Regions from separate parts of the Homo sapiens genome. Here region 2 is linked to region 1. Evidence: chromatin contacts called from ENCODE Hi-C or POLR2A ChIA-PET data. All regions are on one chromosome and are shown on one strand. Each heading gives the region's core, a stretch centred on a gene start or an enhancer-like site at or near the end of the contact. The rest is flanking DNA. Distances are from core to core; before and after follow the strand shown. Region 1 has its middle 17 kb from the start of ARFGEF2. Region 2 overlaps ARFGEF2 (ARF guanine nucleotide exchange factor 2).

Region 1 (2,514 bases), core at 9-2,508:
CCGAGATCACGCCACTGCACTCCAGCCTGGGCGACAGAGTGAGACTCAGTCTCAAAAAAAAAGAAGAAAGAAATTAGTTCTGATCATGGGAAAACCAGGTGAGTAGCAATGATCTCAGCAGGCTGAGATGAATTCTATGCAGCCACAAGTCTGGGAGATAATGTTTACCAGACCAGAGAGAATCTGTAATTCCTACGGCCTTGGTACCTTCAGGAATAGAGAGATTCTATTGCCAAATAATGACTTCCAGGTGGTGCATTAATGACAACAGTGGGTAGTTTTGGTCCCCTCTGCCGCTGGGCCCAGGGGACTCTGGGAACCATCACCCTTGGTGGGATCTGGCTTGGGAGTTGGCCCTAAATCGCCTGCCATGGGAGCGGGTTTAGAGGGGAAGCAGTGGCCCCCCAGGAGGTCAGGGGTCCTAGAGTCATCTAGAAGAACAACAGAAAGAAATACCTAGGGCAGGTCAGGCGCGGTGGCTCACGCCGGTAATGCTAGCACTTTGGGAGGCCAAGGTGGGCAGACCAGCTGAGGTCAGGTGTTTGACACCAGCCTGGCCGACATGGCGAAACCCCGTCTCTACTAAAAATACCAAAAAAAATTAGTTGGGCATGGTGGTGGGCGCCTGTAATCCCAGCTACTGGGGAGGCTAAGGCAGGAGAATTGCTTGAACCCGAGAGGTGGAGGCTGCAGTGAGTCATGATCGTGCCTCTGCACTCCAGCCTGGGCGACAGAGCAAGAATCTATCTCAAAAAAAAAAAAAAAAAGGGCCAGGCACAGTGGTTCATGCCTGTAATCCCAGCACATGGGGAGGCCAAAGTGGGAGGATCACGAGGTCAGGAGCTCAAGACCATCCTGGCTAACACGGTGAAACCTCATCTCCACTAAAAATACAAAAAATTAGCTGGGTGTGGTGGCACGTTCCTTTAGTCCCAGCTATTCGGGAGGCTGAGGCAGGAGAATCACCTGAACCCGGGAGGCGGAGGTTGCAGTGAGCCGAGAAGGCGCCACTGCCACTGCACTCCAGCCTGGGCGACAGAGCAAGAAAGAAAGAGAGAGAGAGAGAGAGAGAAAGAAAGAAGAGAAAGAAAGAAAAGAAAGAAAGAAAGAGAGAGAGAAAGACCTAGGGCAGCAGACACCAGGCTTTGGTCTGTGAGGCTCTGATACCCCGCCCCCCACAAGCTGCTGAATGTCCTTGGAGAATGAGAGGCGAGGGGATGGGAGGCAATGGGGCTGAAATCACTTCTAGGAAGGAACTACCCTCTGTGCTTTCCCATCAGGCAACTGAAGGAGCAAGTTCCCGGGGCTGGAAGCACAGCAATGAGAGGGAAGCACAGAGGTCACGGGTGACAGTGGGGAAAACGAGGCAGCAGTGGAAATGTATCAGAAGCAAAATGTGCTGGGTTTTGCCTAAGGCTAGCAATGCAAAACAAATCAGGAAAGTCCCCTGGACTTCGTGAGGTGGGCTCAGGCACACATGGAAAATTGTGGTGAGGGAGGAGATTTTTTCCTAATTAGCACTGAGGGATCCAATAAGCCAAACCTTTTTCACACATGACATAGCTATCAGATTTTATCCCGGTGCCAGGGAAGCTCACGAGAATGATTCTGAGACAAGATGATGAAGCCAAAATCTTTCCCCCGGCTTTTTTTTTTTTTTTTTTTTTTTCTAAAGTGTAAAACAGGACCAGGTGGTGAGTCTAGTTGAACTGCTCGAGCATTGGTGCTCTCTGGTGGCCAATATAGAAATTGCATTGGCAGCGGTGCAAAAGTTTTCCTTTTTATGAAAAAAGTCAGATAATCTAAGAGGTGTTGCAGAAGCTAGCATTGCTTAAGAGGGATGTTTATTGGAAGGTGTAATCTTGGAGTTAGAATCTTTAACATGCTTCTTCTGAAACCAGCTTTTCCTCGTTCTCTGTCTTGGTAAATGGCCTGACCACCCATTGTTCCCCAAGTAAGAAACGTGGGGGTCACACTAGACACCTACTCTCCCTCATCTTCACACTCAGGCAGTCCCTGAGGCTTGTGCCCTTAACTGTCTAAATTTGCCTTTTTCTTCTTCTTTTTTTTTTTTTTTTCCTGAGACGGAATCTCATTCTGTCACCTGGGTTGGAGTACAATGGTGTGATCTCGGCTCACTGCAACCTCCACCTCCCGGGTCAAGCGATTCTCCTGCCTCAGCCTCTGGAGTAGCTGGGATTACAGGCATATGCCACCACGCCCAGCTAATTTTTGTATTTTTAGTAGAGACAGAGTTTCACCATGTTGGCCAGGCTGGTCTCCAACTCCTGGCCTCAGGCGATCTGCCCACCTCAGCCTCCCAAAGTGCTGGGATTATAAGCGTGAGCCACCATGCCTGGCCTTTTTTCTTTATTTCTTTTTTCTTTTCTTTTCTTTTTTTTTTTTTAAAGTTTGGGTCTGCTCTGTCACCCAAGCTGGAGTGCAGTGGGTGACAGAGCTCTCTGAGACCTCAAATTCCTGGGCTCAAGCAACAGTCCCACCTCCGTCTCCAAA
Region 2 (2,514 bases), core at 8-2,507, 41 kb after region 1:
CCCAGTGGGTTTCTAGGACTTCTTGACTCTGTGTCTGTGTTCTTAACCAGGGGTCATCAGCTTTGGCCCATGAGCCAAATCTGGCCTACTGTCTGCTTTTGCAAATAAAGTTTTATTGGAACACAGCTGTCTTAGTCTGCTTGGGTTGGTGTAACAGAATATCATAGACTGGATGTCTTCAACAACAGGCATTTATTTCTTACAGTTTTGAAAGCTAGGCAGTATAAGATCAAGGTACTGGCTGATTTGGTTCCTGGTGAGGGTACACTCCTTCTGGCTGCAGACAGCTGTGTTCTCACGTGTCATGGAGAGAGAGCTAGGTTTCTGGTTTCTTCTTAGAGGACACTAATCCTGTCATGAGGGACCTACCCTCATGACTGCATCTAAGCCTGATTATTTCTCAAAGGCCCAGCCTCCTAATACCATCACATTGCAGGCTTAAGGCTTCAACATACAAATTTTAGGGGGACACAAACTTTCAGTCTGTAGCAACAGCTATGCCCATTCGTTTATGTATTACCTGTGGCTGCCTTCCTGCTACTGTGACCTAGCGGAGTAGCTGTAAAGGAGACCAAATGACCCGCAGAGCCTAAACATTTAGTATGTGTTCCTTTATGGAAAAAGGTTGCTGCTCTTAACTGGCCCCTGCTCTTGACTGTACCCATGTGGTTCTGGCCTGTTTAGTAACAGAAATCGTTTGTTTCTGGAACTCCTTGCATCTGAGTATGATTTCAAACGGAAACACACCCTGCCTTGTTTCAACCCACTGTGAATCTTGAGTCTTATGGGGTATGGTTATCTCTCTTTTTAGAATGGAAGTTCTGGCTGGGTGCAGTGGCTCACGCCTGTAATCCCAGCACTTTGAGGCAGGAGGATCACTTGAGGCCAGGTATTTGAGAACAGCCTGGGCAACATATTGAGACCCCATCTCTACAAAGTAAAGTAAAAATAAAAAGTTAGCTGGGCCATGTGGTGCACACCTTTAGTCCCAGTTACTCAGAAGGCAGAGGCAGGAGAATTGCTTGGGCCCAGGAGGTTGAGGCTGCAGTGAGCCGTGATGGTGACACCTAACTCTAGCCTGAGTGACAAAGCAAGACCCTGTCTCTTTAAAAAAAGGAAAAACACACAGAAAGGAATGGAAGTTCTCTGAGATGTAATAGATTCTCTGAGATGTAATAGGTACACTAGGATTTCTTTGTTTAGTATACAAAATGAGTCATCCTTTTTATGACATGAGAAAGTGGCTCGGTGCTCCCTGGGCTACTGAATGGAAAAAATGTACTTCCCCATGGTGGCTGCCCTTGCCAAGCCTGTTTGACTGGCTTTTCCCAGTGTGGGCAAGGTAACCTCTGTCTTAGAAATGGAAGGCCAGCATCGGGGTAAAGTTTGGTTTGGGCAGAATTGAAACCAGCTGCAGATACATCAGTGCTATGCCCTGCCATTCCTTGAGCTTGGCGCAGCAGTAGGAGTGGCAAAGGTGCTTCTGGGATTGATTTGCCATAAGCACAGTTAGCTCAGGCTTCCTCTCCACTGGGAGAAGCCTGGAGACTTCCCCTGCGGCTTGCTTCTACCAGGTGAAAAAGATTCTGTCTTCCCTTTCTCCAGCATTTGGTCTGCTACACGCTTCCCCGCAGCCAGGGCTCAGTGTAAGGGGGGTTAAGGTCAGTCTTGTCTAAGCTACTAAGTAGTCCCCAAGTTTTTCTGGTCACATATCAATTTTATATATATATATATATATTTTTATTTTTTATTTTTTTAGAGAAAGATAGGTATTTTTTAGAGAAAGGAAACACCTTTCATTCTGTTACCTAGGCTGGAGTGCAGTGGCGTGATCAGGCTTCCGAAAACCCCGACTTCCCCAGGCTCAGGTGATCCTCCCATCTCAGCCTCCCAAGTAGCTGGGACCACGGGCTAATTTTTCTATTTTTTGTAAAGGCAAGGTTTTGCCATGTTGTCCAGGCTGGTCCTGAACTCCTGAGCTTAAGCCCACCTTGGCTTCCTAAAGTGTTAGGATTACAGGCGTGAGCCACTGTGCCCAGCCAGTTTTTTTGGTTTTTTTTAGAGACAGGGTCTCACTCTGTTGTCCAGACTAGAGTGCAGTGGCTTGATCATAGCTCACTGCAGCCTCAAACTCCTGGACTCATGTAATCCTCCCACCTCAGCCTCCCGAGTAGCTGGGACTACAGGTGTGTGCCGCCACACCCAGCTAGTTATTTTTTTTACTTTTTGTAGAGACCGGGGTCTTACTTTGTTGCCCAGGCTGGTCTCGAACTCCTGGCCTCAAGTGAATAATAAAACCATTTTTGAGGATATCCTGCCAATATATTCATATTTCTTTAATTTAAAATTATAGGTTAGGGCCAGGTGCGGTAGCTCATGCCTATAATCCCAGCACTTTGGGAGGCCGAGACGGGCAGATTGCCTGAGCTCAGGAGTTCAAGACCAGCTTGGGCAACATGGTGAGACCCCATCTCTGCTAAAAATACAAAAAATTAGCTGGGTGTGGTAGCACAT

The links. A loop is a pair of places that touch in the nucleus more often than their neighbours do. ChIA-PET counts read pairs that join two places held with the same protein, here RNA polymerase II (POLR2A).
Region 2: a map of endothelial cell of hepatic sinusoid shows a loop between it and region 1 (8-fold over the local background). The contact joins two enhancer-like sites. A Hi-C loop is called at or near these places in 1 of 168 maps with a recorded cell type or tissue (endothelial cell of hepatic sinusoid). POLR2A ChIA-PET finds 5 or more read pairs at or near these places in 7 of 52 experiments (A549, A673, PC-3 and 3 more).

What each region holds. Positions count from the first base shown.
Region 1 is chr20:48,903,488-48,906,001 of GRCh38, forward strand. No RefSeq gene overlaps it. Among named protein-coding and RNA genes, the nearest start is that of ARFGEF2, 17 kb to the right of the region's middle. Within about 2 kb of position 1,259, at least 2 of the 41 ENCODE cell types and tissues checked have a DNase peak (open chromatin) inside an H3K27ac peak, as active enhancers do.
Region 2 is chr20:48,944,759-48,947,272 of GRCh38, forward strand. The region is part of intron 3 of ARFGEF2 (ARF guanine nucleotide exchange factor 2); the gene reads left to right. Among named protein-coding and RNA genes, the nearest start is that of ARFGEF2, 24 kb to the left of the region's middle. Within about 2 kb of position 1,258, at least 9 of the 41 ENCODE cell types and tissues checked have a DNase peak (open chromatin) inside an H3K27ac peak, as active enhancers do.